Linked DNA regions of Mus musculus: regions 2, 3, 4, 5 and 6 are each linked to region 1. Evidence: chromatin loops called from intact Hi-C (ENCODE). Cell type or tissue: left cerebral cortex. All regions are shown on one strand.

The links. A loop is a pair of places that touch in the nucleus more often than their neighbours do. Peaks named below come from ENCODE experiments on the same cell type or tissue, not always from the same donor. Only the 100,000 strongest peaks of a DNase experiment are listed, where the experiment ranks them.
Region 2: a loop joins it to region 1, with 2.1 times the contacts of the local background. A loop is called at or near these places in 2 of 42 quality-filtered maps.
Region 3: a loop joins it to region 1, with 3 times the contacts of the local background. A loop is called at or near these places in 2 of 42 quality-filtered maps.
Region 4: it touches region 1 in a loop (2.8-fold over the local background); 7 of 42 quality-filtered maps call a loop at or near these places.
Region 5: a loop joins it to region 1, with 4 times the contacts of the local background. A loop is called at or near these places in 2 of 42 quality-filtered maps.
Region 6: a loop joins it to region 1, with 5 times the contacts of the local background. A loop is called at or near these places in 3 of 42 quality-filtered maps.

What each region holds. Positions count from the first base shown.
Region 1 is chr7:5,057,604-5,062,603 of GRCm38, reverse strand. It overlaps Ccdc106 (coiled-coil domain containing 106), which reads right to left. Exons shown (of 5, transcript NM_146178.2): 1 at 4,945-5,000; 2 at 4,701-4,805; 3 at 4,436-4,612; 4 at 2,899-3,108; 5 at 1,819-2,397. The coding sequence starts at 4,975. The coding sequence ends at 2,081. U2af2 (U2 small nuclear ribonucleoprotein auxiliary factor (U2AF) 2) reads right to left here and starts at 461. Exons shown (of 12, transcript NM_133671.3): 1 at 268-461. The coding sequence starts at 316. In left cerebral cortex, CTCF peaks have their summits at 1,531, 2,297 and 4,621 (motif pointing left); DNase peaks (open chromatin) are centred at 972, 1,379, 2,287, 4,623 and 2 more places; H3K4me3 peaks cover 2,930 bases; H3K27ac peaks cover 4,557 bases.
Region 2 is chr7:3,642,131-3,647,130 of GRCm38, reverse strand. It overlaps Prpf31 (pre-mRNA processing factor 31), which reads right to left. Exons shown (of 14, transcript NM_027328.4): 14 at 4,646-5,000. Cnot3 (CCR4-NOT transcription complex, subunit 3) reads right to left here and starts at 1,862. Exons shown (of 18, transcript NM_146176.3): 1 at 1,547-1,862. It overlaps Gm15927 (a long non-coding RNA gene), which reads left to right and starts at 2,786. Exons shown (of 6, transcript XR_003946711.1): 1 at 2,786-2,878; 2 at 2,962-3,317; 3 at 3,856-3,957. In left cerebral cortex, no CTCF peak of the experiment used is centred here; DNase peaks (open chromatin) are centred at 883, 1,256, 2,075 and 2,389; H3K4me3 peaks cover 2,889 bases; H3K27ac peaks cover 889 bases.
Region 3 is chr7:4,920,314-4,925,313 of GRCm38, reverse strand. Zfp628 (zinc finger protein 628) reads right to left here. Exons shown (of 3, transcript NM_170759.2): 3 at 3,311-5,000. The coding sequence ends at 3,417. Nat14 (N-acetyltransferase 14) reads right to left here and starts at 2,728. Exons shown (of 3, transcript NM_001358881.1): 1 at 2,675-2,728; 2 at 1,985-2,106; 3 at 308-1,411. The coding sequence starts at 2,056. The coding sequence ends at 863. It also overlaps a transcript of Ssc5d not described here. In left cerebral cortex, CTCF peaks have their summits at 1,219 and 1,972; DNase peaks (open chromatin) are centred at 2,011, 2,516, 2,707, 2,990 and 2 more places; H3K4me3 peaks cover 2,886 bases; H3K27ac peaks cover 3,789 bases.
Region 4 is chr7:4,128,698-4,133,697 of GRCm38, reverse strand. It overlaps Ttyh1 (tweety family member 1), which reads right to left. Exons shown (of 14, transcript NM_021324.6): 6 at 4,325-4,397; 7 at 3,965-4,040; 8 at 3,062-3,117; 9 at 2,809-2,901; 10 at 2,315-2,407; 11 at 481-623; 12 at 296-341; 13 at 1-35. It overlaps D030047H15Rik (RIKEN cDNA D030047H15 gene), which reads left to right. Exons shown (of 3, transcript NR_033548.1): 2 at 1,107-1,292. Among named protein-coding and RNA genes, the nearest start is that of D030047H15Rik, 5.7 kb to the left of the region's middle. In left cerebral cortex, a CTCF peak has its summit at 2,358 (motif pointing left); DNase peaks (open chromatin) are centred at 924, 2,356 and 2,638; H3K27ac peaks cover 4,681 bases.
Region 5 is chr7:4,499,107-4,504,106 of GRCm38, reverse strand. Ppp1r12c (protein phosphatase 1, regulatory subunit 12C) reads left to right here and starts at 2,427. Exons shown (of 22, transcript NM_029834.3): 1 at 2,427-2,841. The coding sequence starts at 2,509. In left cerebral cortex, no CTCF peak of the experiment used is centred here; DNase peaks (open chromatin) are centred at 1,235, 1,903, 2,313 and 2,942; H3K4me3 peaks cover 2,709 bases; H3K27ac peaks cover 1,800 bases.
Region 6 is chr7:3,690,937-3,695,936 of GRCm38, reverse strand. It overlaps Mboat7 (membrane bound O-acyltransferase domain containing 7), which reads left to right and starts at 2,951. Exons shown (of 8, transcript NM_029934.4): 1 at 2,951-3,196; 2 at 3,819-3,897; 3 at 4,002-4,131; 4 at 4,549-4,675. The coding sequence starts at 3,822. Tsen34 (tRNA splicing endonuclease subunit 34) reads right to left here and starts at 2,327. Exons shown (of 5, transcript NM_001164204.1): 1 at 2,048-2,327; 2 at 1,093-1,339; 3 at 710-959; 4 at 316-585. The coding sequence starts at 1,335. In left cerebral cortex, a CTCF peak has its summit at 3,096; DNase peaks (open chromatin) are centred at 2,290, 2,760, 4,037, 4,634 and 2 more places; H3K4me3 peaks cover 4,056 bases; H3K27ac peaks cover 3,542 bases.

The sequences.
Region 1 (5,000 bases):
GCGCGCTCTCAAGGCATCTACTTAACAAAACGCGCCGCCTCCGCCGAGACCACGTGGGCGCGGGCTATTGCGGCGCGCACGCGCCCTGAGCCTCGCCCGCCACCCCTTCCCTCAGCGCCGAGAGGAGGTCACGTGAGCTCGGCGCGCGCGGCACGGACGGGGGGGTGGGGGGGTAGCGTGCGGCCCTAGGGAAGCGAACAAGAGAGGGAAATGGCGGGGGGGCACAGGGCGAAGCAAGAAGCCACCCCACAACCCCGGCGCCCTCACCTTGTTTATTCTCGTTGAGCTGCCGCTCGAACTCGTCGAAGTCCGACATGCTTAGGCGGCCGCGTAGGGCCCTGTGCAGCTCTCGCCTCGCCTTGCCGCCCGCCCGCTCCGGCTACTTCCGCCGCTGGCTTCGGCTACTTCCGGCCCCCGCCGGCACTCCGTCGCCTACCTAATCAAGCCCCAAGCCCCGCCCCTCCCAGGCTCCACCCCCTCGTCCCGCCCGACCCGCCCCCCCCCGGAACTTCCCCGAGCTCGGCTCCGAAGCCTGTCGGCTGTTCTCGGACGGAGCAGTCGGAAGGCGGCGGTCGCCGTCAAAATCACCCGAAGCGAGGATTATGCCGGCTGCCCGAGTTTCGGTAACTTTTCGGAAACTAGCGTTTCAACGTTCGGAGGATTCCGCGAGTCTTCGCGTTCCCCGACACCAGCCCCCTCTAAAGACACGGATTTTCCTACAACTCAAACCGTCTGTCTCTGGCCTCCTCTGGAAATCCGTCCCACCCCTCGCCGACCCTGTCCAAGCGGTCAGTCACTTCCAACAATCCTAACCGTCCGGGCCTTCGGCTCTTTCCGAAGGTTTCCAGCGCTCGCTCACCGCCCCTCTAGAGATTAAGCCCGATTCTAGTCTTCGGCTCTTTCCGGAGGCGCCACAGGGTCACTCCGCCCCTTCCGGAGAATATCGGTCCCTTCCGCCACTGCTTCGGGAAGGTCTCACGCCCAGGAGGGAAGTTCGGCTCTTTCCGCTCTTGCTTCGGCTCCTTTCGGCTTAAAGACCCGAAAAGGGAGGGAGGACTGATGGGAGGTGGGCCAGATAGCTACGGGGGAGGGGGCGGGGTCTCAGCTTTCGGTCCCTAGCTCTCTAGGAGAAAACTGAAAAAACTGACCTCGCGGAAGGCCAGAGAAAGTGTGTGGGACAGTAGCAGCCAGTGCGACAAAGGGTGTTCGAGGCCGCTGCGGAGGTTGTTAGCTCAGCTTGGGACGCCTGCGCACGGTGATTGGAGAGGGGTTTCTGCGCCTGCGTAGCGGTCTAGGGCACGTTTTTCTCAGCGCTCCGGAGGATCCGCCATTCTAAATCCACATTGCGCGTGCGCCCGATCTCCTCCCACACACCCCTTCCCCCACCGCCAACCTCAGCCCCCAAGGCACTAACTTCAAGACGGTTAAACCTGACTGCTCTCTCCCGGTTGCCAAGGCAATCGCGTTAAATTGTCCGCCCCTGCTCCTGCTGCGCAAGCGCCGAATGTGACACCTCCGAGAGATCTCCTGACCCCTGGCGGGCAGGCGGAAAAGAGTCTACCCAGCGCCCCGGTACCTCCTCCGGGCTGGCTCAGCTAAACGTTCATTGAATCAATGCCCCAGGCGCTGCCTTCTTAAAGTCGTCTTACCTCAGTTTCTCCTACTGCTCCGCTTCCCACCTCTGCCTCCTGGGGCTAATTACACCCTACCCTCCCCAACCTCTCTAGAGGCTTCTGGCTGAGCGCTCCTGTCCCAGTCTCCGTGGCGACGGCCACCCCTTCCCAGCATATTCCCTTCCTAGTAAGACCTGGGGCCCAGTTTATTGAAAATTTTCATGTCTCTTTAATTTAAACTCTCAGAATAATACTCTGTCTTTGCATGGGATGCAGATGGGCTACTCCTGGCTAAGGAGGCCTAGCTGGCAGCCCCTGCGGGGTGAAATGGAGACGGGGTGCCTAGCGTGTGCGGCCGAGAAGCAGGGCCCAGTGCTCAGGAAGGGCAGCTTCTAGCCCTGGCGGTGCCCCGGGAAGGCCGACCTAGCCAGCAATCTGCTGGGGGGGAGGCGTGCGGGGCGGCGGCATCACCGCTTGAAGCGGTAGGTGATGGGCAGGAGCAGCTTGCTCTTCTTGAGAGCCTGCACCTTCTTGAGAGTCTCGTCGTCCAGTGCCAGGAAGCAGCGGCGGGAATACTCTAGCAGGCGCTCCTTGGATGGATCGAACTCTCCCACCTCAGCCAGCTTTTCGGGAGCCACAATGAGTAGCTCTGCGATGGGCGTGGTCAGCGCCACGGTGTTCCTGTCCACACGGTGGTGCTCGAAGGCTCTGGACATGCTCTTCAGCTTCTGGAAGGTGCCCAGGATCTTCTTGTAGCGGCAGAGGACCCCATCAGCATCCTTCACTGCAGGACCAAGAGGACAGAAAGAGGAGGACTGGAAAAGACACTCATGAGGGAAGGAGACATGGGGGAACCCAGGTAGAAACAGGAAGGCAGGCATAAAGAGGAAAAGGGGTGAAAGGCACACAGATTTGAAAACAAGCAAGCAAGAAATCATGGAAGTGGGGACACATGAGGAGCCCCATACAGGAAGAGAAAGGATAACAAGATGGAAAACAGTTAAGACCTGAGCAAGAAGTAGACCAGGGAAATTGAAGGCAGGCCTGGACACCAGAAGAAAGGAGATGGGCCCAGAGACCTCCTTTCTGATGACACAGGACTAAATCTGCTGGTTGGTGTAAAACGAAATTTAAAATTAACTCAGGACCGAAAAGGGCTGTGAGATGAAGTTGAGTCTGATTGTTTTGTATATGGAGAGTTAGGGCATCACTGTAGAGCTCACACTGCGATTCTGGGTACACAACCCCTCAACACACCCATCACATGTACCCACTCCCCACTCACCCCGCTGCCTCTCTCGAGCCTTGGTCTTCCCAAATCGCTTCCGGCTAGTACTTCCCTTCTGCTTCTGCCTCTTCCTTTCACTGGCACTTCCGTCTTCGGAAACCCCGCTGAAGGAGGAGGCTGCCGACTCGGGGTCTGAGGCTTCTCCAACCCCAGCCCTGCTGTCCCCATCAACCCTCCGAGGTCCAGGCTTCATCCGGCAGTAGTCCTCTAAAGAGAGACAAAAGTGAACTGTGACACAATGTCCTATAATTGCCCTGAGGGGGGAAAGATGGACATGGAGGCCAAGTCCTCGGAATGAGGGCAGGGTGAAGTCCCCAAGTAGAGACATTAGCTACACTGAATGCCATAGAGCCAGCTGGGATTCGGGGAATAGTGTGAGCATTTTTCTAGGCTCTGAACTTGACTGAAACAGGTCCAGGGAATTCATGAGAATCTGTGACTATGCAGAGTTTCTGTGGGGGAAATGTATCCTGGGGAGCTCCAGAGTGAAGAGTCAAAATCCGAGAGGCAGACAGTGCCTCTGGGTAGGAGGATTGGATATCAGACTCCTACAGAAGTCAGGGTTCAGTTTGGGTACTGGGAAATGCTAACTACCTTCCCCTAGATAGGGAGCCAACTCAGACTCAGCATCTTCTGAAGGATGAACTCCTGAGAACTGAAACCAAGACTCTGCCCAGTCATACCAGGGAAAGATAGGAGTCACCCTGGATAGAGCTCTCAGTATAGGAAGAGAGGGTATGCATGTCCCCATCCCAGTGCTAGGTCCCTTTACTAGAGCTTTTGCCATGGTTAGCAATGAGAAAGCCTGCCAGCAGCTCAGCTGGATACAGAGGTTAGGGTTATGGCCTGAATAAAGGCTAAGTACTCCAAGAAACCAGGGCTAAAGCTCTGGGAAAGGGCAGCCTTGAGTGGGGAATGTGCTGGGAATGGCAGTCAACACAGGTTAATGAGATAGGGCCCTGCCTGTCAGAAGAGGTGACACCACCATGCTGTTACTAGTTGTAGATTAGAGCAAGACAAGGGAGTGGGATCCGCTCAGGACCCTAAGGTGAAGCTTAGGAGACAGAGGTACTGGGACCCCCACAGCCTTTGAAGAATAAGAAACATGAGGCATGATAATGTAGAGCAGGGTAGAGGGAAGACAGAACCCTGATTGGTATTTCAGGGTACCTCTAATGGATGATGACTGCATCATTCAGAAATCCTGGGGTGCTGGCAGGGCCCCTCTGAGGAATCCAGTAGACTGCAATGGGTCTACTGACAAAGGGACATTTCCCCTAAGATGAGGAACCTGGGCTGGAAATATAGACTCTGGGAGACAGTTATGCCAAGTGCTTGAGGCTGATGAGTTACAGGGCAGTCTCATCACAAGATAGGAAATGAGAGAAGTCTTTGAAATCAAGAAGGAAATGGCTGGGGAAGGCCCTAAAATAGGCATGGGCCTTAGTGGAAGGATAAGATGCCAAGTCCCCATCAGGTCCAACCAACATTGGGTGTTGAATTCTGCGGGTCCTGGGGGACTGTGTGCCCCCACCTGCATCCATCCGGGCAGAGGAAATGAATTTGTCCAGCTGACACCGCAAGAAGTCCCTCTCCTCCTCCAGGTCCTCAATGCGCTTCTGCAACCACGAGTTCCTCTCCAGTGCCATGTGCAGCTGGGCCTTAACACTGCTCATCAGGGCCAGGGTTGGGGAGGCGCCCTCTGGAGGCTCTAAGAACAGCAGGGACGGAGGTCATGCCCCAGGGTGAGGCAGTACCCCACCTGACTCCAGTCCCTCCAATGCCCTTTCTCAGCTCACCCTCAACATTTCTCCGAGACGGACTCAGACGGTATAAGATTTGTGAGTCTAAGTGGGGTGCCTCTTCAAAGGGAATGGAGATCTCAAAGGTCTCTTCGTCCTTCACTGCAGAGAGGTCAGCAGAGGTCACCCCAGAAGTGGCCTGAACCTTATAGACCACCCCCAACCATTGCTGTCCCATGGACAGAGGGAACCAGAATGTCAGACCAAGGATGGGAAAAGAAAGGGTCCCCAGGTGCCTCACTTGTCCGCCAACGGTTGTTTCTGTCATTCATATCGAGGAGGCTTCCTGCAGACCCA
Region 2 (5,000 bases), 1.4 Mb after region 1:
GAGGCCCAAAAACCAAGGTAAGGAGAAACTGACACCTTGAAAAGTCACCCCTTATGCTCTTTAGTCCCAAGCAAAGTGACCACAGTGGTCTCTCACCCAGGTCTCAGACACAGAACAAGAAACCATAACTTCACAGAAAAACCACAAAGGAGGAGTCACACTAGCCAGGGGCACCCACACCCAAGAGTATCCTAGCCTCACACTGGGTACATAGGTGGTGTGGCCATCTCAAACGCAAGAAAGGGGATGATGCCAATAGCAAAGAAGGCAGGGACTTTACCTGGCAGGTGACAACACCTACCCGACAAAGACAACACAACTGCAGGGAGAAAGGCTACCCCTTACACAGCAGAAGACTCCGGTGAGGAGAGCTAGCAGTCCTACAGGGTGCCAGTTGGGTGAGATGGACCATTCTACCTCTGAAACGCTTTCACCCAGTGGATTTCAATTATAAAAGATCACATATCCACATAGGCTGGGCAGATGAGAATGGAAATACAGAGAGATGGCAGTCCAGGTGATGACCGGGGAAGGGAGACGGTGAGGAAGCCCCTAGCCAAAAGAACAGAAAGCTAATCCTAAGAGGGATGACAGTCCCGGAACCGAGATACAGCTGTTTAGAAGTGCTTCAACTGTCCCAACAGAAGAGCACCAACAACTGAAAGCATGGGAGCTCGCATTCCACCGACCCAGATCTAGAAAGAAAAGCTAAGCGGTCCTCACCACACACAGCAATACCTAACCACTTAGGAAGCTTCACCCACCGAGGCAGACCGTGCATCGTAGTGGAGCCTGCATCCCCAAAGCTAGAGTCCACTGATACCCCACCTCAAAGATGCAAAAGATGTGAAGCCAGGAAGTGAGCAATACGGTACAGTCCTGAATCCAAGGTTTGGGGAGGGAGTGTTAAAACAAAACACACACACACACACACACACACACACACACACACTCACAAACCCCATGCTTCCTTAAAAAGAAGATTGGTGGAAAGGGACCTCTAGGAGACTTCACTGCTAGAGCTGTAAGGACTAGGTGGAAACTTTGGCTTAGGCTCCAACTCACAACGTTAACTGCACCCTCGGGTCTTGGGGACTTTTTCCTCCACAAGATCCATCTCTTCCAAAGAGGCTTCCCCCTATCAAGACACCAACAAGCTGGAGCTTTCGGGTGCACTGAGGCAACGCTCCCGAATGGAGCTCCCGGGGAAGGCATGACTGCAGGAGTGGGCCCCGCGCCCAGAGCAGAAAGACCCCTCCGCGGCCCGCAGCGCGCCCACCGCTCCAAGCCCAGCCAGACGCGGAGGAGGACGGGCACCTCGCACCCGGGGCCGGCGCTCTGCCACGCGGGAGTCCGGACGCGGGAGGACAGAGAGAGGAGAGGGTCCCCGCCCGCCCGAGCCGAAGCTGGGCCCGAGCGCGCGGCTTGGGCCCGGCGGGAGCTGAGGCCGTGTCGCGACAGGCAGCAGGGTCGCGGAGCAAGAAGTCGGCCGATGGAGCTGAGGGAAGAGGGAAAGGGGTCCGGCCCAGTCGAACCTGACGCTCACCGCAGGAGCTGGCGCCGCCGCTGCGGAGCGTATCGCGACAGGCGAGGAGGGGGGAGAGAGAGGCGAGCGCCCGCCCGCCGCCTTTTTTTTTTTTTTTTTTCCTCTTTCCTCGCGCCCCGAGCCCGGGCGCTATCGCGATAAGAGGGCGCGAAAGCCGGAAGTAGGGTTGGGTTGTTGATAGAGGAAGTGGGCCCGGGATTGTTCTAGACGACCGAGTAGGGGATTCAGGGATCAAGGAAAGGCCCGGCAGCGGCTGCCGACGGCTCCACGGAAGCTGAACGGGCCCGGTCCAAGATGGCGGCGGCGGAGGCCTCCCCTCCTCTCTTCTCCTCTCTGGCGCCGGCCCGCCCCCGAGCCCCGAATATAGGTCCGTCATTGCTCCCGCAGTACGTCGCTCTGCGCCGTTAGGCGCGCCCCATTGGTTCCTAGCGAGAATGAGGCCAACCTCTTCATTATGATTGGCTGATCTCGGCAAGGCGCGGCGTTCGATTGGCCTCCCGCTCAGCTTGCTTGGATTGGCTCGGGTATTTCTTCCCAGCTCCTCCTCCTCCTCCCCTCCTCGGAGCACAACACGCCAGCGCGAGGACCTGGGTGTCAATCAGGAAGCCTGTGTCGTGCTGATTGGATGTGTCCGCCCCCTTACCCTAAATCAATTGGCAGCGGGGAGGAGTCAGGGTGAGGGGCGGGAAGTTACTCGTCAAGTTTAAAGGCAGCTGTAATTGGTTGCGAGGTGTATTCTACCCTGAACTCATTGGTTAGCTATGAATGTGGGTAGAGGAAAACGACAAAAAGCATAGCGTGTGAGTGTTAAAGGAAGCTTATCTAGTGGGAGACGGAGAGGTGCCAGAGGGTTGGGGATAGTAAACCCAAGTCATCTACCAATCAAAAGAGCCGCCAGCCCTAAGGGGAGGAGCTAGACAAACACCCCGCCCCTTCCCTCGGTTAGCCAATAGGGTAGCTATTAACCTGCCGACAGGTGTGGTTGTCGGAGCATCCTTCCTTTGCCTGTCTAGGCTGTTATCTGATCCTCGTAGTTATTCCCCAAGCGCGTTTGCTTGGTATATCTCTAAAACTCAGTGCTTTCTAAAGGATGAAAGAAAGAAAGAAGGAATCAGGAACATTGCAGAAGCGACTGAGAAACACAAGGCGTGGGACTGACGTTTCTCTGGTTAAGTTAGCAGACTGGGACCTTCCCTGGAGTTGCAAGGACTCCAGCTGTAGAGGAAACTGCGCTTTGCCCTACCTCGGTTACATCTGTAATGACTACTCACTAGAGTTCTGCTATGCTTCTTAAGGAGTAAACTTCTCCGACCACCCTTGCCGAGTGCTTAGGTGAGCCTCTGGTTTAATTTTGTTTGATTCCTGCCGTTTTTACACATACTTGAGTCTCACTCTCTGGATTTCTCGTTGTTTAGTACCCATGAAGCACTCCATAGCCCTTTGCTGACTAGGTTGCAAACGTGAGCACCACGTTTTCATGAATTGGGGAAACTCGATCTATCTCTGCCTACTATGTGGAGGAAAAGAAGATAAATCCACACTTGAAGAGAACGTGCACGTGCATTTCACCGCATCAGAATGGCATGAAGCAAGAGAGAAAAAATGGCTTATAAAAAGGCATATTCTTCGGCTGGAAAGATGGCTCAGCAGTTAAGAACATTTTCCTGCAGAGGACCAGTTCCCACAGGGTGGCTTGCATGCTTGTAACTTCAGTTCCAGATCTGACTCTTTCAGCTGGCATCTGCTGGTGCACTTAAGCTCACACATTTATGTAATTTTTAGATGCATATTCTTAGGGTCACATAGACTTAAGAAGGTGAAACCTAGGGACCAGTGTTTGTCCAGATTTTTTAAACAGCTTCTACACTCTCTCGAGTTTGTTATTCATTCAGTTTTGCTATTTCATGCGGGCCCAAGAATGGGGAACTGCTTCTAGCTCTATCAGGAATCCCTGCCAAATTATTAAGATGCAGCTTCCTTCTTATCTAGGCGGTCCCCAATTCTGCTTTTTCTAACAAGCTCCCAGGATATACTAATGGCCTTAAAAACAGTTATGATTCTCGGGCTGAGCTGCACTTTAGAATCACCGGGGGAGTTGGTGGAGGTAGAATCCAGATACTTAAGACTTATGCTAGAACAATTACATCAACAGCTAGAGTTGGAAACTAGTTATTCTTTCCCTGAAATGATCCATGGAAATTCCTGTTTTTCTTTCCAGTAGAGAGATTTGAAACCAAGGCTTAACATGCTAGGGAGGAAGACTACTATTGAGCTATTTCCAGTCGATTCTTGCCTCTCCTTTTTGACAGATTTCACATAGGACAGGCTGGATTGGACCTAGAGCTTTGCAGCAGAGAATGACCTTGAACTTCAAGTCTTCCTGCTTCCATTTCTCAAGTACTGGATTTCAGGTATGTGCTTACCACCATGTGGCTGCTTCTTCGACCTTTTAAGGAACTGGAAGTCACTGTGTAGACTAGGTTCGCCAGAGAACTCACAGAAATCTGGTCTCTGCCTGGTAACGCTGGGAGTGAGTGAGTGCCACCACACCGCAAAGCCCTTTTAAAATGTTTGAGACATGGCCTTGACACTGCTAGGCAGGCACCCCGGTTTGAACTGTATTGCTGGCCCTTTAAAAACTTTGATTGTGTACGTATAGGTGTTTAGCTTATGCGTGTCTACACCACATGTGCACCTGGTGCCCAAGGAGATAAGAAAAGGATGTCATTCTCTGGGGCTAGAGCTATAGACCATTGTAGGCTGACGTGGGTGCTGGGAATCAAACCCAGGTCCTCTTGAGGAGCAGCCATCTCTTTAGTCAACTCCCCCTAACATTTTGTGTGTGTATATGCATATGAATGTGTGCATATGCATATGAATGTACTGTGTGCAGGTGCACATGCATGTGCTTATGAAGGCCAAGTCAATCTCAGCAGCTCATTTTTTGTTGTTGCTGTTTTTGAGGTTGTTTTGCTTTGTTTTAGATAGGCCACTCATCAGGACCATACATACCTGTGTCCACCTTGTCAGCATTGGAATGGCAAATACATGCTACCAACTCCTTGCCTTTATATGGGTGCCAAGTATTGAACTCATGGTTTTATGCTGTTGTTTTGGCTTTATTTTGGTTTTGGGGTTTTTCAAGACAGGGTTTCTCTGTGTAGCCCTCAATGTCCTGGAACTTACTCTGTACACCAGGCTGTCTTTAGACTCAGAGATCTGCCTGCTTCTGCCTTCCAAGGTTCCCATGTTTTTATGAAATACACTTTACCAACAGTGCTATCTTGCCAGATCTCCCTAGCTTGCTTGCTTGCTTTCTTCCTTCCTTTCTTTTTTGGACACTGGCTTTTTCCTACAGCCTAGGCTGACCTTGAACTCAACTGTGTAGCCTAAGTACTTCCAACCCTTCTGCCTCAAAAGTCTCCTGAGTAAGTAGGATTACAGGCTTAAATAC
Region 3 (5,000 bases), 140 kb after region 1:
ACTGAGGGGTCAAGGCTTCGGTCTGGAGGGGGTACACACACACACACACACACACACACACACACACACACACCAGGCAGCTGTGAGGGGGAAAACTTTGGTAATGGGGAGCATGACTCAGAAGGCCTGGCAAAGACTGGCTGCCGCTGTGAGCTCACTGCTTCTCCTCTTCCCAGCGCCCCCCCCCCCCCCCCAACACACACACTTCCCTAGCAATTAATGTCAACTTCTTCGGAGAGGAGGAGCCAGACAGAAGGAGGGAGTCTGGAGAGAGCAGCTGGAAAATGCATCAGACAGGAGACAGGCACACAGAAGTTTCAGGGTTTATTAACAAACAGTGTAAAAAACCAGATGGGCTTGGAGACACTGTGCTCCTGGCCCCACCCACTCCCAGAAGATCTGTCCCCTTTGGGAGTTCCCTGTCACAGACTCTAACTTTTAGTCTCTCTCTCTCTCTCTCTCTCTCTCTCTCTCTCTCTCTCTCTCTCTCTCTCTCTCTCTCTCTCTCTTTCCTCAAATCTCCCTTCCAGACCTCAAACACAGGCAGCAGGGGCTTTGTAGACCCAGAACCCGACGTTTTTCAGTGCATACAGACTGGGGCAGTGGGGGTGAGGCAAAGGACTGGACACGGTGACCTCTAGTGGTCCCAGAAGACCAAGAAGGGATTTGTTCTACTTGAGTTTAGAGTCCTCATTGCAGCTGGCAGGCACACTGGGAATGTAAGTCCATCAACCTCGGTGCTTCACTATCAGCCCAGCAGACTAGGTAGACACTGAGGGGGGGATGTAAAGTGCCTGGCACACAGTAGGTGTTCTTTAGGTGCTGGTTCTCTGCCCATCTATCCAGTGGGCATGGTCTCTAATCACAGGTCTTTGCTGAATTCCCTAACCAGCATATAGCCCATGCAGCCCCAGCCTCCCTCTGCCTGGTAGCCACAGGCCTCCAATAACCCTGCCACCCCCCAAGCGGCTACAGCCACTGGGACCACGAGCCGGGCCCGAGGCTCCCCCATACTTCCAGCCCATGCTCGGGCTCGAGCCTCGGCAAAGGCCAGCAGCCTTCTGCCCACGCCCCTGCGACGGTGCCATCGAGAGACAGAGAGGCGGGTGACTCGGGCTCCATCCCCCACGTTGGCACCAGGGGCCAGAGCCAGGACTCCACACACATCGCCGGAGCCACGGACAGCCACCCAGGGCCCTCCCAGGCCGCCTGGTGGAGGCAGAGAGCCCCATCGGGCTCGCAAACCCAGCTTCACAGCGGCTACAGCCAGAAACACGGGCAGCAGGAGGGCCAGGGCGAAGGAGGCCAGGATGAAGCGCAGTCCGCTGCTGGCTGCAGCCAGGAGGAGAAGGGCTGGAGGTCGTGTCAGAGCGTGGAGGGCCACACGGTTTTCCGTGTCTTTTACACCAGCCTGTGGGTGGGAGTAGAGGCTCAGCCATTCATCACATAAGAACTTCCGAGGAAGGATTTCTCTTCTCAAGTGAGAAGAGAAGCCAGCGGATGGGGTGGTCCCAGTCTGGCCCATTGGGTGTTAAGGGCTGAGCGAATGAATGCGGTTTGCCCGAATGAAATGAACTGATTTAGGACCTGAGGCCCATGAGTCCGGATGGCATGCTAAGGTAACGCACCAAAGGAGACTGAACAGGATAGGCAAAGTGAAGACATGGGCTCTTCGCTGGAAGGTCTGGGGTGTGTGTGTGTCTCAGTAGCCCTCATTTTGGGACTGGTAAGTGGGGCTGAATGGAGGTCAAGAGACCTGAACACCCAGCCCCTACACCCTTTCAATTGCTTTTTTAAAAATGGCAGCTGAGGTTTAAGTAGGGAGAAGGCAGTAGAGAAAAGAGACCAATTAAAAACAGCTGAGGCGAAAATCCCCTCCCCCAGGACCCCCGGAGCTCAGGCAGGTGGGCGGGGCTGATGGAACCCACTTTGAATGGCCCTAAGAAGCTGCGCATGCTCACTGGTGCCCCTGCCGGCCTCTCACCTTCAGCATCTCCAGCACCAGGGGCTTCTCATCTTCCCTCATTTCCCGCACTGACAGGTGGTTAGGGGCCATGGTAGCCCCCAGGCAGGCCCCTCCCCAAGGGAGCTGACGTTGTACACCTGCTGAAAACAAGTAGGTTGGTGTTAGGTGGGCACCTGAGTTCTAAGAGCCCTGGGAGGGATGGGCCGCAGTGTTTCCCAGATCGCCAAGGACCCTAGAGCATTGCCAAAGAAGACTGTCACAGTGGCAGGCCAGGTGCCTCCATACCCAGTGGGGCTCTGAAAATCGTCCCGAATCGTCCCCCACTCCGGAGAAGACATTCATTGATCTGCCTGTAAACTCATCCCCTATCCAAACTCCAGCAGCCGGTCTCCTGAAGTGGTCCCACCCCACATAGCAGAAACAGGGCCCTGAAAGGCACCTCCACGGGGTTGCTCGAATCCCTTGACAGTAAGGGAGAAGGGGGGCAGGGGCAGGAGAGGGTCACCACCGGAAGTGACGTCCACGCTCCCGACTGGAGGCAAGACCGGCACCTTAGCAACTGTTGCCAAGCTTCCCCCACTATGGGGCAGGGGTTGGGAGTAATGGAGGAAACTGCGAGGACGAGGGAAGAGCTGTGACCTGCTGGAGGCCAGTGGGAGAACCTTGGAGAAGGGGGGATGGGAGTGGGGGACAGAGAGGGTTTCTTACCCGGCCTGCCTGGGAGGATTAGCACAGCTCCTTTCTTGCTGGTCCTTCGTTGCTAAGCGACCTGAGCATCAGGAAGAGGAGGCGTTGCTTGTGAACCTAATCTCATTGGCGCTTGGGTCTTTGAGGGAAGGGATGAGGGGTAGCATCAAGCATCCCCATCAGCTGAGACCTTATTCTCAACCCGGAGGCACCTGGGGTATCGTTTGAATTAATAATATTCCTCTACCTACCTTTCAGGTGAGGTAAGGGTGGTTTATAGGAAAGAAGTGGAAAATCCAGAAATTGATCCCTAACCCTCCCTGCTATAAGTACAACTACAGACGAATACATACAAAGGTTGGGAAAGGACCAGAGAAATAGCTCAGGGAGTAAGAGAGCTTGCCAAAAGGAAACCCACATGACTGACTCCCACTGTCTCTCTGTCCTCTGCAAGTGTACCCGCCCTCCCACCCCCAGCACAGTAAAAGCCTTAACAGTTTAAAGGATGGGGGAGCTGGACCCCACCCCGGAGAAGCATTTAGCCCTCCAAGTACAAAGCAAGTCACCTCAGATCCGGGAAGCAAGAATGAAGACTTCCAGGTCTGAAGCAGGGGCTATGCCCATGACTATACCTCCCCCATGAAAACAAAACCAGGAAGAGATTCTGGGTCTTTATTAGCAAGTCCAGCCAGCAGCCCCCCTGACTCTGGGGCTGACCCCAGCCCAGCTGAGGAGAACAGTTAATTGCGGGGAGGGGGTCTCTTCAAAACGTGTGTACCAGTTGGACTGCAGGAAGAGTCTGCACAATCTGGATGGAGGGCAAGTTCTGGGGAGCCATGACCCCTGGTCCAGCCACTGCGGGGACCACTTGTACCATCTGGGACGGGGGAGCTACGGGCACCCCCACAGGGGCAGAGACCGGGCCAGGTGCTGACGGGGCCAGGAGTTGCAGTGTTGTGGTGCCTCCTGCAACGCTGCTATTTTCTAGCAGATCAGTAGCTGGGGCGCTACGAATGATAAGGAGTTTCTGTCCTGATGGGCCAGTGGCCGCTGGCTCCGCCAGACCGGGGGAAAGCGTTTCCACCTCCTGCACGCAGAGCCTAGTCTGCTCACCATCCGCCCCACTCAGCACCAGCACACTCTGCAGCCCCTCATCTGTCTGCAGTGTCTCAAACAGGACGTCCTGGACCACACCAGCACCGGCCTCACTGTCTCCCACTTCCCCGGGCCCAGGGCCGGTCAGCAACTCTTCAGTTGCCCCACTCTGAACCAGCAGCAGGTTTGGAGCTTCTGTAGTGCCAGCTCCTCCATTAGAATTGGAGACTTGGCCTGTCAGGGGCTGGAGCTGGACCGTAGTCACCTCCTGTGCTGGTTGTAGCTGGACTGTAGTCACTTCCTGTGCAGGCTGTAGTTGTACCGTGGCCACTTCCTGTGCTGGCTGAAGCTGGACCCCACTCACTTCCTGTGGTCCTGTCTCCCCACTCCCTACATTCTGCAGAACAATGAGGCTCTGCCCTCCCCCGCTAGCCCCTGCATTGGCCCCTCCTTGCAGCCCCAGACCACCTGGGCCTGGAAACCACACCACCCCTGTCCCCTGTCCAGCTTTCCCAACAGACCGAGGGCCTGGCCTTGCAGCACCACTGCCCGGACCTCCAGCACTGGCAGGAGGCAGCAGAATGACTTTAGGGGGTGGAGGCGGGGGTGGAGGAGTAGGGGATTGGACACTGCTTGGAATCAGCTGGAGGCCCTGGGCAGTCTGTACCAGGAGAAATGTTTGAGAACTGGGAGCAGCCGGGCCTGGGGGCGTAGGCTGGGCTGTTCCCCCAGCTACTTCAAGTGAAAGTGTGGCCTGTAGGTTAGGGAGTACGTGAACATCTTGAGCAGCCAGTGGAGTTGGAGCTGCAGCCAATGGGGCAGGGGGCTGCGATGCTACAGCAGAGCCGGTGGTGCCCGAAGTTGTGGTGGCTGGGGTGTGCGTCCTCAGATGCCGCTGCAGGTAGGCAGCCATAACAAAGCCACGGCCACAAATGGGGCAGGCAAAAGGGCGCTCGGCAGAATGAGTGCGCTGGTGCAGCAGCAGGTTGGAGGAGTGTGTGAAGGTCTTGGGGCAGAGCGGGCAACGGAAGGGGCGCTCGCCCGTGTGCACCCGCTGGTGCTGCCGCAAGTTGGACGTCTGTGCGAAGCTCTTGCCACACACACTACATGAGTGGGGCCGCTCACCGGTGTGCACATGCCGGTGGCGCCGCAGGCACGAAGTGTTACGGAAGGCTTTGCCACACTCAGTGCAGGCATAGGGCCGCTCACCCGAGTGAAGTCGCAGATGGTACTGATAGTGGGACGACCACTT
Region 4 (5,000 bases), 930 kb after region 1:
ATGGAAGACTGCCACTGCACAAAGCGTTTGGATTCCTGGCAGGATAACCAGGGCAGGAAAGACACTCAGAATCTGTTGTGTACGTGGGGGCCCTTCTCTCCTCCCTCGGGCCCAGGCTTCCAGACCCCAGCCTCCTCCCTCATGGCCAAGACTCATCCCTGTTCCCCTAGGACCTCAGACCCAGAGGTCCAGTCTCATTTCTCTTCTTCTCAGACCCGAGAATGCAATACTCATTTCCCCTTCCAAGAGACCCAGGAGCTCAGGCCCCAGGCCTCCTCCCTTCACACCAGGATACCTGAGGGTTGAAAGGGTCATCGTCATCTGTGTCATCGTAGTCATCACTGAAGTGTGATGGGGATGTGGGGAGTGGCAGAGAAGCAGGATGGAAACGAGTCAGGAGGCTGCCCCATCCCCACCAGTGGCCCTGGGTACTGCCTCCTGTCCCCTCCCTGGGGAGCCTGCCCTCTCTCCCCTGCTGACCTGGGTGGGAAGAGGGCCCAGGCGCGGGGCAGGCTGCACAGAGTGGTGGCTAGGGCCCCCGCAGACAGGAGAGAAAAGAGCATCAGGAACAGTAGGCCCTCTAGGGCATCTTCACACAGGCCTCGGAGTGCTGAGCCATAGTCCTGAGGCAGAGGGTGAGGAGGCTCAGGGTATGCACATGTACACTTCATACACAGGTCCAACCATCCATTTACCTGGCTGTCACCCAGACTCTCTGTGCGCAAGTGTAGTCTCTTGTCAGGGAGCTGTTCTGAACATGGAAAGTCATCTATGTGTTCAGCTTGTGCCTTTGCTGAGCTGCAGCCTTCCAACCCACTCCTATTTTATCTCAGTTCCCCACTCCCATATGCAAAGTGGCCTAGCATCTCCACTCAGCATCTAGAGAGCTGCTCTCCCAGCATCTTCAGTGGGCAAGCCTCTACGCTGTCATTCCCACTGGCAACAACCCTGCCTATCCTTGTTCTACCCACGTGCTATTGACTGGTGGGGATGCCAGCAGCATCTGTTTCTGCACTTGTGACAGTCACATCCCCACACATTGTCAGATGCCCCCTGGGTCCCACAGATTGCTGGCTTACATAACACTTAGGTTTGGGCATCCATAGGAGAGACATGCAGAAAGGACCGGCTATTGTGACCACCATTCTGGAGGCCAGCAGAACCTCTGTAACCTGAATGCCAAGTGTCACAGCCAATATTCTACCAGGATGGACTAATCTGCCTTTGCTCCGGGCATGCCACCAGCACTGGCAACCTTCAATGCATGGGACCCAGGCAGCCACTTTGGAGAGGTGAGAGCTTGTAGGACAGGAAATGTTAGGCTACTGTCCAGCAGAGACCTTGCGAGAAGAACACTAGGAGACAGGCAGATGGTCAGCTCTAGTCAGAGGCACGTAGTTGGCCTGATGTGGAGTAGAAACACCAAGGCCGAGGCTGTCTACACAGGTTCCTACTAGGTCAGTGCCACGAGCCCGGCTTTAATCCATGTGGAGAGGGACTCATGGAAGGGTTTTAAATGAAGACTCTGATCCGATTGTGTGCAGAAAGGATCACCAGCTGTTATTGGACAGATGGAATGAGCAAGATGGGCATGCATGTGAGAGGTGAGAAGGGCTAGGGCCCGATGCAGTGTTGGCTGTATGAGCAGTCGATGCAGTGGGAAGTGAGGATAGGGAGATAGAAGGGCAGTTCAGCAGGGCTGGAAGGGTGGTGGGTTCATTTTTTTAATATTTCCCACAACATAGGGGCACGAACCCACGACCCTGAGATTAAGAGTCTCATGCTCTACTGACTGATCTTGTTATGGAGGGGTCAGTGTCCAGTGAATCCTGTAGAGCCAGGATCATAGCAAAGCCTGTGTGCATGGAGAGTATCATGGTGGGAGACGGTATGTAACCAGGGAAAGTGGTCAGGTGGAGTCCCGGTGTTGTAAGGGTGAGAGTCTTTACAACAGTCAGAGATGCTGGCTTGCTCCCGGGGCCATACAGACCACAGCTGAGCCCACGGTAGGCTCACAGGCTGCCCTGCCGCCGCCCTCGCCTTTTCCTGCCCCTTTCATAGCAAGAGATATCTGGACTAGTTTTCAATCTAGGGAACTGGGGGCTGCCTGGGTTCTCATTCCAGGGCTTGAGAGGCTGAGCAGCTTTCTACGAGAGGAGAGGGTGGAAGATGAAGAACACGGGGTGGGGTGGGAGGGGGGGGGACAAAGGCGGGAGGGGGGAGAGAGAGTATGAGAAAGAGAGGAGGGGGAAGAGAAGAGAAAGCAAAGGGGAGGGGGAGAAAGAGACAGGGTTGGCAAACACCCAGAGCTTACCTTGTGCAGACTGCGGCAGTGCAGCAGCGCCACCAACTGGTGGAAGCTTCTTTCTGTCACATTCAGTGTCTCCTCCAAGGATAACAAGGGCTTCTGTAGTGGGAGAGGACACAGTTAACCAGTCTTTATGCGACCCAGTAAAATAGCCCCCCCCCCTCAACCCAAGGACCCCACTTCCCAAAGGGACCAGCCCTTAGTCACACCCTAGAGCCTCTCACCTCCACTGTTGGCCCAGCACCAAGAGAAATGTGGATTTTTCTTGCTGCAACCCCTTCCTGTAGGCTCTCTCCCAGAGACCAGCTCGGCTCTATTGCCTCACCCCTTTCCATAGATTTGCACACAACGTGAAATCCCGCCTACTTGGAGAAGGGCCAGCTCCACAAGGCTATCTGACTCAGTCAATCTGCCCCTTTACATGAGTGGAGGCGGCATCCCACAGGTTCATCAGGTTCGGCCCTTTTTCCTCTCAGGCTGGTGCAGTTCATTGACCTAACCTGTGCAGCAGAAAATTGAGGGATAGCTTCCCGCTCCAGGCCCTGCAGCTGAGAGTGGATGCTGGCTAGAGCACGCTGGGACAGCGTCAGCCTCTGCAGGAAGATAAGAGAAAGGAGGACTCGGGTCAAGGTGTGGCCTTGGCACCCTCCACCCCCCATGGAACCCTGGAGCCCCTGGTAGCCCAGCATACGCCCTTGAGAGTCCACATTAGCCATCTCCTCAACACCCATGTCTTTTGCCCACATTCCTAACCTGTTGGAAGGGGTTGGAGACCGCCTGGTTGCACAGGAAATAATAGCTGAGGATGTCTGAAGTGGAGGGAGAGAAAGGAGCAGGCTATAACCCTGGACCCAGGCTCTCCCTGGGCAAATCTGGAGGGCCAAAGCCCGGGGGACATTCCACTCTCCCATCCATTTCTTTTCCTCCCTCTCTTCCCCCTCGTTCCTTTCTCTCTCCCTCCTTCTGTTCCCCTTCCTTCCTCTCCTCCCTCCCTCCCTTTCTCCCCTCCTCTCTCCCGTCCTCCTCTTCCCTCTCCCTTTTCCTTTCCATCCCTCCTCCTCTCCTTGAGGAGGAGGATGTTTTGAGACAGTCTCATGTATCCCAGATTTGCCTTGAATTCTCTATGTAGCTATGGATGACCTTGAAGGCTTCTGATCTTACTTCCTGAGTGCTGGGCACAAGGCAAACTTTATGTGTTGCTAGGGATCAAACTTACAGCTTTGACAAGCACTTTACCAATGGAGGGACACCCTTAATTCCATTCGTTTTGTTTTTTGTTTTTTGTTTGGTTTTGCTTCAGAACAAGGTGTGACCAGGTCTAGATAACCCAGAGTGCCCATGAACTCACACTTCAACCTCCTAATTGCTGGGATTATAGGTGGGCAATATCACACCCTAGACGTTCATCCCTTCTGCTTCAGCCATATCTGGAAGCAGGTCCAGCTGACCTAATTATGCTTCCTTGTTGTCCTCCAGTCCAACCCTGTGACCACGGAGGCCCAGGGCCCACTTCCCTGTGTCTATCACACCCACAGGCATTTTGCCCCTTTCCCATCCTGCCTGGATTGGAAGATGCTGCTGCTCTCTACCCTACAACACACTGGGCCTTGGGGGATAGGAGGGAGTGCTGAAGGCATCAGGGATTTGTGGGGTCACCTGAGCTGAGCCCTGTCTCCTCCTGGGTCAGGTTCAGCACATAGGTGTCTGGGTTGGAGCAGAAGTCACTGAGGCCCTGATGAAGGAAGCAGGGAGGGGTCAGATCAGAATGTCCAATTTCATATTTCCACAGAACTCAGAAGTCCAGGCCCTAACCCTCCTCCCTCAGACCCAGGGGTCCAGACTTCAGCTTTCCTCAGACTGCGAGTCTAGGCACCAGCCTCTGCTCTCAGGATCCAGCAATTAAGGCTAAGACCTCAGAACTGTGGTCATGACCCCCTCCACCTTAGTGTGTATGGCATTAATCAGATCACACTCACCCCAGAATCAGAACTCCTGAATCCAGAGCCCCATACTCACCACAGCTGTGGCAGCCTCTAGGCCCATAGAACCCCAGCTCAGGACAAGCACCAGGAGACTCATGGCAGTCATCCTAGAAGGGGGGAGGCGGCTGAACTCAGGACTTGATCAGCTTTGCCTTTTTCTACACCCTATATCCAATCACAGCCCTCCCCAATACCCACCAACCTCTGTAGTCTAAAGGATTAGAGTCAGAGGCACAGGAGTAAAGGGCGGGGTATGGCCCATGACTGACTGACGTCAAAGACAACATCTGTTCAGTTGGAAAAGGAAAAGGTCGCGGCTGCCAGGTCACTAGCCTCTATCCTAACTGTTCCTGGAGACTAGGAAGCAGCTGTCCACGCCTGGGCTGAATTTCCTGGAAATTAAGTGCACAGGGTCTAGTAGGTTCTGAGGCAGCTGCCAGGCCCATCCACAGCCCATTTTATTTAGCTAGTCTCTCTCCACTCTCTCCACCTCCAAGCTGTAAAGTGTGGGGATTGCTACGGAGTTGATATCTGAAATTCAGAGCTTGGCTTGGCTTATATCCAGGGCTGTGACAGGTGGAATAATTCTGAGTCATGGAGTGATAGGAGAGGTTGACAGCTCTTATAAACTGGAAGACCAATTCATATACTTGATCAGCACAGTGTGTTTTTATCAGTGTCCAGGCCTTGATGCAGTAGCTGGACATCTT
Region 5 (5,000 bases), 560 kb after region 1:
ATTAGACCACAACCCACATGGAAGGAAGAAGTAACTTCTGCAAGTTGCCCTCTGCCCCCCACATGTGTTGTCATACGTAAGCATACATGTACAATGACTAGAACGACTAGCAAAAGACATGTGGTTCTGGGGCAGGAGCAAGGGCTTAGCAGTCATCAGTTTTGCTGCTCTCCCATTCAGTGGTTAGAAGGGTGTGCACGAATGCTGTGCTCAGGAACTCAAAACCGGAACATAGTTTTTGGTCAGTGCTCTCCTTCCTTGTGGGTCCCAAGGATGGACTTCTTGCCTTGGGGAAGAAGGGTGGGTGTGTGTGTGTGTGTGTGTGTGTGTGTGTGGTGTGGGGTAGGGTTCACGTATCTCATATCAGGGTTATCCTTTTGGATTTATGACCATTGTTTCCCAGGACTCGAGCTTTTTATGGCTTATTTCTCTGCATAAATCCAAAGATTATGGAGTGGGTGGGCTGCTTTAGTTCCCCTTAGGAAAAACGTTTGTTTTCCCTATGCAAATTTTGACAGCTTTCTGTTAAGACTTTGGTAGGTCTGTGTTCCTGTTTCAAAATGTTTTTTTTATCCTTCTCAAATTGGATTTTTAGGGGAGATAATGTGAAATATCACATTATTTTTATCAGGTGTTTATTAGGTGTTCTTATCTGTTGGAAAAACTTTCAAACCTAGTGGAACATCACATTTTAGACTTACAAAGTCATGCCAGGGGGTGGCTCAGCAGTTAAGAGCACTAGCTGCTCTTCCGGAGGTCATGAGTTCAAATCCCAGCAACCACTGAGTGGCTCACAACCTTCCTTAATGAGAAAACAAAAACAAAACACAAACAAACAAAAAACCTATGGGCTGGAGAGAGCAGGGCCGGAGCGAAAGGGGGTGGGGGGAGGAAAAAAAAGAACCGAACAACAAAATCAGGCCCAGAGAGCATGATACAATCTGAATTATAATTCCTAGTGTCTTTTGCAGCCCCAGGTGGGCTGAAGAAAAGTATGTGGTTATTTTGGTCATGTTTGAGGGCCCTCTTTCTGGTATGCTCAGGGAATTATTACCACTAGAAAACGTGGGCTCGTTCTTGGTCTGGAAACTGACTTCTTAGGTACCTTGCATTCTGAGACATATTTGGAAGTCTGGAGCTGAACCCTTTGGAGGCGTGGCCTTGAGACTACATTTCCCAGCTTGCCCTATGTTATCTGATTTCCTTGAACTTTGCTCGGGAACTTTATCGCCATGTTAAAAGATGAGTTTGGCGGTGACAAGCTTTAATCTTGTTTGAGAACTCAATTTCCCGTCGGCCCTTGGTCTACCTGATGCCTTAGGGAGCCCATTCATTCATTCATTCGAAATATTTTTTATTGCCTACTCTCAGGCTTAGTTCTAGTCATTAGGACTAAGAGGGTCTCAAAGAAAACAAATCGAGTTTACTTATAGCCGATGGGAGAGGGACAGATTCAAAACCAAAACAAGTACGGCATGGTGGCACTCCTTTAATTTCATCACTCCAGAGGCAGGAGGAGGCGGAGTTTTGTGAGTTCGAGGCCATTCTGTCTGCATAGTGAGCTTCAAACCAGGCAGGGCTACATACTGAGACCCTGTCTCAAAACAAAAATAACCCCCCCCCCACACACACACACACACAAACAAACAGACTCCTGTAATCCCAGCAATTAGGAGATGGAGACAGGAAGATCAGAAGTTCAAGGGCATTATTAATGAGTTCGAGCGCCATCCTATCTCAAAACAAATCGTAAAAAGTATGCAAAATTTATTTCTATCTCTCAGGATCCGCTATCCGCTATCATTTCCCATGCGCCTTGGGGTAGTCACTTTACAAAGTACACTACATTTCCCAGCATGCCCCAGTAGCCTGTCCGGCCGCTCTACCCAGATTCCCAGCACTCCCTAGGGACATGTCCTCCTTTAGGCAGTTCTCTTTTTGCTTGTTTTTTCGAGAGAGGGTTTCTCTGTGTAGCTCTGGCTGTCCTGGAACTCAGGACCAGGATCAGACCAGACTGGCCTCGAACTCACTGCCTCCCAAGTGCTGGGATTGAGGGCGTGCCTTTTGAGTTTTTCGTTCGACCCCTTCCAGCTCCGGATTTCTAAACGTGCCTCAGGATATATAGCGAGTCTAGCGAAGACTTCCGCTTGTAGAACCCATTTCCCAGCACTTCTGCCGGCCTGCCGGCTGCCTCATTCTCTAACCTATCTGCTCAAGTTATGCAAGGCTCCTCAATGGGGAGAAACTCCACTTCCCAGCTCGCTACGAGGGGCTTCTTTTTAGGCCCTTGCCCCCAGCGATAGCTACGCAAGTCTCAGGCGGGACTCGGTTACCCAGAGGGCTTTGGGTCGGCGCCGTGACGTCAATATACCGAGCGGGGGCTGGGCGAGCTTCTGGGCGGTGCTTGTCGCGCGGCGGTTCCCGGCGGCCCCCGGGGCGGGCGGGTGGCGGCTGTTCGTCGCCCGGTGCTCGCTCGCTCGCTTAGTAGGCGGGCGAGCGGCCGGCGCGATGTCCGGCGAGGATGGTCCGGCAGCGGGCCCGGGGGCGGCGGCGGCTGCTGCGGCCGCCCGTGAGCGGCGGCAGGAGCAGCTGCGGCAGTGGGGGGCTCGGGCGGGCGCCGACCCGGGCCCCGGGGAGCGGCGAGCCCGCACGGTCCGCTTCGAGCGCGCCGCTGAGTTCCTGGCGGCCTGCGCGGGGGGCGATCTGGACGAGGCTCGCCTGATGCTGCGCGCAGCGGATCCCGGTCCCGGCTCCGGCGCTGCGTCCGACCCCGCCGTCCCTCCGCCTGCCCGTGCCGTGCTCGACTCCACCAACGCGGATGGCATCAGCGCCCTGCACCAGGTCAGCGCCCCCGCCCCGCGTCTTCGCCACTCGGGCATCCTCCCTCCTCGGCCCTGATCCACCTCCCCTCGACTGTGCCATCGCTGAGGATCCCGCCTGCTCTGTGGCCGCCTCTTCTCTGTCATTCGTGCTGTCATCTCTCTCCCGTGCATTTTTTGCAGCATCGCTTACTTCCGTGCCTATGCTGGCCGGGTTCCTCCTTTCCTAGCTGGTACTTGTTTGACTGTGCTGAAGTCTTTCCTGACCCAGGCCTGTGGTTTCGTTCTCCTGCACTCTGACTTGACCCTCTTTAGGCCCAGGTCCTTCAGTGTCACTTCTTTGAAGGTCCATCCTGTTTGTGCCTTCCTCTTCTTCCCGTGACTTGTGCTGTACGTTGTGGCCTCAGGACAGTGTACCACGTTGTTTCCTTGAAAAGGCATTTCCTCTGTCGCGTCATCCTTTGCTTTTTTTTTTTTTTTTAATCTTTTCTCTTACCTACAATCCCATGTCCTTAATTACATTATCAATTCATCCCCCCCCCCCCCAATTTGGGGAGCTTGTCACCTCTTATAGAAGTTTCTCCTCAACTCTCTTTCTCTGTTTACATTGTTTGCCTTCCTGGAAACTTGTAGGCATTTGCTCTTCGAGGAGCTGGACCACTTTTCCTTTTGTTTTGTTGTTTTTCCTTTAGACAAGGTCTTGCTATGTAGCCCAGGCCATCCTCAAATGCAGGTCCTTATGTCTCTGCCCTCCTCCTCCTCCTCCTCCTCCTTCTTCTTCTTTTTTTCGAGACAGGGTTTCTCTGTATAGCCCTGGCTGGGAACTCACTGTAGACCAGACTGGCCTCCAACTAAGAAATCCGCCTGCCTCTGCCTCTGCCTCTGCCTCCCCAGTGCAGGGATTAAAGGCGTGCGCCACCATGCCAGGCCCTTCTCTGCCCTTCTTATTTCTGGAATTACATGGCCACTTCACCTATTGTTGGTTCATCTCCTAGACTTTATTTAGGCAACCAACGTCCTTCTTCAAAAAGTGTGCCCTCTCTCCTAGATTTCCACCCTATCACCTCCCAGGATTCTAGAACCTATTCCACACATTATTTTTTTCCAGTGCTCTGTGCCCGAGAGTCAGGACCATCTTGTGTTGTTGCTTGGGTTCTTCTGGATTCAGGATGCTTTTATTCAGTTAGGATGACCGAGAACAAGATAAGTCACACAAGAGCCTACATCCCAGTTCTCCCTCCTGGTCTCAGTGTTGGTCCAATGTCAGTCTTCTGGTGGGCAGCTTCTTTCATGGCAACTTCCATCTCCTGGGTTGTCCTCTCTTCTTGCTAGGATCCCGTAGTTCAGTTACTGGTGGGAACAGAGGGGATCCTGGAAGGGACGCCTGCTGCCTGTGGAGATGGGAAACAGAGCGAGGGTATTTGACAGGTTCAATTTTCACACTTGCAGGTAGAGAAAAAACACCCAGAATCCATCCGTCCTGGGCTGCGATGTAGCTTGGGTGGTAGAGTGGGTACTTAGAGCTCAGGAAACCAGGGGCTTGGAAAGTGGAAGCAAGGTGATTGGAGGTTCAGTGTCAGCTTCAGCTACAGAGTGAGTTTGAGGCCATTCTCGGCCACATGAGACGTAGTCACAAAAACAAAACCAGTCAATCAGTACTGACTTAATGTCTGTTTGCCTGTCTGTTCTTTGTCTCTTTTATCTTGAGTGTTCTTTCTCTGTGTCCTTTAGCTTTCTTACTTGTGGAATGGGACCAGTGGTCACCTCTGTCCCTAGAAGCTCTGGTGAGAAGTGTCATGTGGAAGCTCCTCCTTGAGGCCTACATGATCTGCCGGTGTACCCTGGGAATGAGTTCCCAGTGTTGTCTGGGACATTTTCCTTTACATACAGCAGGGCACTACTTCCCTGCGGCCCCTCTCAGGGTCTCAGCATCTTTAAACAGTGCAGGAGAGCAGTTCAGACTTCTAGCACCACCCAAGTCCCTGGCTTCTGAGCTTTCTCTTCTGACTGCATCCCTCTCCTCTGCATCTGCTGGAGGCACTAGAGCACCTCCTCTGACAGGACCTGTAACCTCAGGCCTGGCCTGTCAGGCAGCCTTCCAGGTGGGTCTCTCCTCCCACCGCTGCGATACCTTGGTGAACTCACTCTTCAGGGCTTTGCAGGAGGCTTGGATGATTGGGA
Region 6 (5,000 bases), 1.4 Mb after region 1:
TATTTATGAAAAGTTCCTACATTAAGCCAGGTGTTGTGACTCATGCCTGCAATTCCAGCACTCGGGAGGTAGAGGAAGGAAGACCTCGAATTCCAAGGCTAACCTGTGAGGTATAGCAAATTCCAAGCTAATTTTGGCTCCGGGAAGAGAACCTGTGTTTGACAAGACTACCCTCCATGAGTTCAAGAGAATTCTGGCATATTTGTTGTCCTGTTTTAGGTCCCCTGGGAGAAGAAATGGGACAAAAAAAAGAAAATGCACAACAAATAAAGACCATTAGAAAAGGTACAGCCACCAGAGTCCCCCCAAACTCACCAGGATAGACCAGGAAGTCACCACCAAACTTCCCTGCTGCGCTGAGGAAGAAACCTCTCTCCCACAGGTCTCGGTAGATGCTGTAGCGCAGCTCGTGGGCAGGACGGCCAGCATGGGGCCAGTCTTTGGACTGCACACGCCAGTCCAGAGGCTTAGCTTTTACAGGCCGAGGCCTGGCAGTGGCCAGCTGGATAAGCAGGGCTGATCTGGGCAAGGGAGTCACCCCATTTGAAGGTCCTGGTTGGGGAGATGAAGAATCTAGGGATGGGGCTGGGAGCAAAAAGAATTTACTGAGTCCACAAGGTCTCCTTAGCGCCAGAAAAATCCAACTAAAATTCTCCAAAGTTTCCCTCCCTCCTGCCCCAAATTTTAACTCTAAATCCTAAAATCTCACCTGCTCCCTCCTGCTCCGCAGAAGGCTGGCCATCATCACTGGTCTCACTCCCTTGGGTAGCCTCACTTCCACCGGCTTCTTGGCCTCCTTCATCTGCCCCTGAATCCTGTTCCAGCTTCTGCTTCTTGGCAGCCTGGCCCTCTACGATCTTCTCTAGAAGCTCCTGACGCCGGGTCTCCCGGGCCTCGGCTGCCAAAGTGTTCTGATCCTGGAAACTCTGCTCTTGCTGGCGTTTGAACGATGCTAGGGCCTGAGAAGTAAACTTAACTGGAACCCCAAGACACATCCTGCAGTCCCTTAGGAAGACAGGAATTCTGACCAGTTTACAACCTTCCAACAGGCCCTCCCAGGCCTTCCCACTATCAGGGCCTTTCGTTTCTTACCAAGCCATGGTTGCGGGGGTCCGGGCGCGGGGCGCTGACTAGGGTCACCGCGCCTATCTCGGCCAGGAGCCGGGCTTCTTCAGGCAGCAGCAGAAGCGGAAGGCCCAGGCGCGAGTTCTGGCGGGGCCCGCGGGGCAGGGCGCCCACCGTGCGTCCCCCGACTCCCAGACGCTCCCGCAGCGCCTGCACGGCCTCGGCTCCCCACACCAGCGAGCGGCCATTTGCGACCTCCACCACCAGCATCTTCCTGCGGAGTGGGGGTGCGTCGCGGTCACCCAAACAGCCCCACCGACCCGACTGAAGTCTTCCACGCCCTCAGCGCAAGACCCCGCCCCTCACCCCCCAAGGGGCGGGGCTGGGGTTGCCACCTGCCCCCCCCCGCCCCCCAGCCAAGATCTACCCAGGGACCAGTTAAGACCACGCCCCTCACCCAGGTCCCACCGTTCCGCTCCCCCTCAGCTCCAGGTGACCATCTTCTCTGCCAAAGCGTACCACCATCTCTCGTCCCCTCAGAGAGACCTCCCGCCATAGTGGTGCACCGCCCTTTTTGCAAAGTGGGTGTCTTCTTATGCGTCCGTCAAATCTCAGAACCTCAATGTAGGGTGGTTTGCTCAAGCCACACCCTCTTCTAAATACTTGGAGCCCAGCCCCTCCCCTTTCGAAGTGCCCAGATTCGCCTTTCCCGCCTATTCTGAGTCGGACTTTAAAAGAAACCCAGTCCTGTCTTGCGCCAGCTGTTCGATGTTCCAGCATCCTAAATTCGGCTCAATCGGGAGTCCTGCCTACCCGAACGCAAGCGTTTCAGCCTTCGGAAGATCTCGACTCTATTCCCGAACGCATGCGGGAGATCTCGGCTCAGTAGAATCAGCCACCCCCTCTAAGTTGCAAAAGGTTCAGCATTCGACCCTAGCCAGATCCCATCGTTCTTCCAGCTGTGGCCCCGCCCACTTCCTACCCAATTTAAGGAGTTCACAATTACGATTGAATCCACAGTCGCACTCGAGGTGCAGTGTGCGTCGTGGCTCCCTTTCAATCTGTCGTACTGTCCTCAGGCAGAGGCAATAAGTCAACCCCTAGCCAACACCAACTCTCGGCTAAGGCGGAGCTGGCCCTACGTAGCGCGTCCTCCGTCATCCCGTCAGGTCAGCAAAGCGGAAAAGCCAAGAAAGCCCTCACTGCCACTCCGGTCTGCACAAATGGGACCTTGAGGGTCATTGCTCTGGCCTCGCCCCCAAATCCACCAGTCATGTCGGCCCCGCCCCTTCGCCGTTTTCCGGTCTTCTGTGGCTCCGCCTTCCTCCCTCAAGACTATTAGCTCAGCCTGTTAAGTCTACTGATTATTTCCAAAGTTAGGCCAAAACGGCTGCCCTCAATATCATTTGACCGTGACCTGAAAAAGCATTCAGCTATCTGAAGTAAGTCCAAATATGCGATCCCGCCCACACCCCGTGGTTCTTTGACTCTCGGACCCCGGCTGATTCCGACTATCTCCGAAGTAAGCCGAAGCATGCGGTCCCGCCTACTTCGTTCTGCGTTCTTGAGCCCGCCTAACACTACACAACGACTTTTGGACCCGATTATTTCCGAATCAAGCCGAAGTGTGTGGTCCCGCCTACATCCGGCCGAGTTTGTAAACGCATCTAATTCCGAGCCGTGACTTTGGAATTCGGCTATCCCCGAAGTAAGCCGAAGCTGTGGCACTCCATGCCGAGGGCTTGAATGACCGAGTGTGCCCGAAGGAATCCGAAGCTGAAAGTCTGTCTCTGAGCTCCAGGTCCCTCCTCCTCAAGTCTCAACGGGACTCGAAGATCTTGGCCCCGCCTCTCTGACCCGAAACCCCGCCCCTTCACGTACTGGCAGCTCTTTGCCCGGGGACCTCCTAGAAAGATCGCGACAGGCATCTTGCGGCAGACTGGTGTTCTGGGTACCTTTCTTGCGGTGCTGTAACTCGTACAGCCGCGGCTCTCGGGGCCTGGACCGCGCAGCCCTGCCGGCGCCCTCCAGAACGGGCAGTGCGGGGGCGTGCTGAGCTGGGGAGGCGTGGCGCGAGCCGAGGCGGCCTCGAAAAGGAGCTCCGCAGTCTTCTGGCCCACGGACGGTTCAGGTGGGCCCAGGTTGGGTTGCATGGCGGCGTCACGAAGATCGTAGGGTGGCGGGGTGCGGGGACAGCGCCCAGAGCGTGGCCGGGCTGGGTGGCGTAACCGCCTGTGGATCTGCCGAGGCAGAATCGGATACACGCTGGCCTTCGCTGCGCGGGGCTGGGCTACGAAAGGTGCTTGCAGATCGTACAGGGTCATTGCCTTCTCTCCGAGGTACGGGTTAAAGAGGAGCCCAGAGCTCAGAGCTTAGAAAACAGGATGCTAAATGCTGGGCTTCTCCGAGCTGGGCGGGAGTGGGAGTACTGGGTCCTGTAAGACGCAGAGGAAATTGGGGACCCAGAAGGGCTCCAATGTACTCAGGAGGGTGAGGATGATACAGATTCCTGGGCTCTCAGAGAAGAGGGGTGTTGTGAAGGATTGTTTTTCTGGCCGGAAGGTGTGGGTCATAAATGGAAGTAGAAGTACTTTTGATTTCAACATTGGCAAAGGGGTGGGGTGGGGGCTTAATTCTTGGGTCCTGGAAGGAGGAGTGAGCTGGAGGCCTGGGTTCTCAAAGGGGATTCTACTGTCTTCAAAAGAGGAAGGGACTGGAATACTGGTTCTCACTGTGAGTCCTTCCTCCCCCAGACCATGACACCCGAAGAATGGACATATCTAATGGTCCTTCTTATCTCCATCCCTGTTGGCTTCCTCTTTAAGAAAGCTGGTGAGTCAGGTTCCTTGTCTAGTGGAAAATTAGGGTGAGGGAGCTGGGGTGGGGAATCACCCCTCCCGAAGGTTCTAGGCTTATACTTTACCTTTTCCTTTCAGGACCTGGGCTGAAGAGATGGGGGGCAGCAGCTGTGGGCCTGGGGCTCACCTTATTCACCTGTGGCCCCCACAGTTTGCATTCTCTGATCACCATCTTGGGAACCTGGGCCCTCATTCAGGCCCAGCCCTGGTGAGAACTAGGTGGTGAGAAAGGAAGAAGGATGCAGAGAAGCAGCAGTCTGTTTCCTCTTCGAGTCTTCTATTTCTTCTCCTTTAATCTTACTGTGTGTCGCTATGCCTTGGCCATCTTTCTTCCCACCTTGTGTCTTTGCCCCAGTCCTCAGTATCCATGTGGCAGACTGACTTCCATAGTCCAGTCAGGCTGAGCTCTGGCTGAAGTGCCTTCCTTCTTCCAGAAGCTTCTCTTAATGCCGGTCATTCTTTTCTTATCTCTGGCTGTGCCTCTTCTGTCTCTGTTACTCACCAGTCTTCTCACCTCTTCTTCTCTGTCTGAATGTGGGCAGGGGCGGGGGTGGGTATCTCAGGAGAAGGAAACAGAGGCTAAGGTCCCTGTACCCAACATTATGACTTCCCACCTCTGTCCTAGCTCCTGCCATGCCCTGGCTCTTGCCTGGACCTTCTCCTATCTCCTCTTCTTCCGAGCCCTCAGCCTGCTGGGCCTGCCCACTCCCACGCCCTTCACCAATGCTGTCCAGCTGCTGTTGACACTGAAGGTGAGACTTGGCGAACACTACTTCTTTTAGTCTCCCTGGGAGCTGGGGAGCCTCCTTGCTTTCTCCTCCCAGACTTTCTCATAGTAGGGGGAGGGCTGTGGAGTTTTATCTTTCACAAACCCTAAGCTTGGGACTTCATTTCTCCCTGGGGACAGAGTTCACCTCCCACATCCTCTGGAGCAAGTCTTCACCTCTCCACTCATTGCAGGATAAGGAGATAACCTGAGTGCTCTATCACAAGCCATTTGGCACACCTAGAATCTTCCTCCCCAGTGTGTTTTGCTAACATGCTCTTCTTGAGTCTGTAGCAAACCGTCCTCCAAGG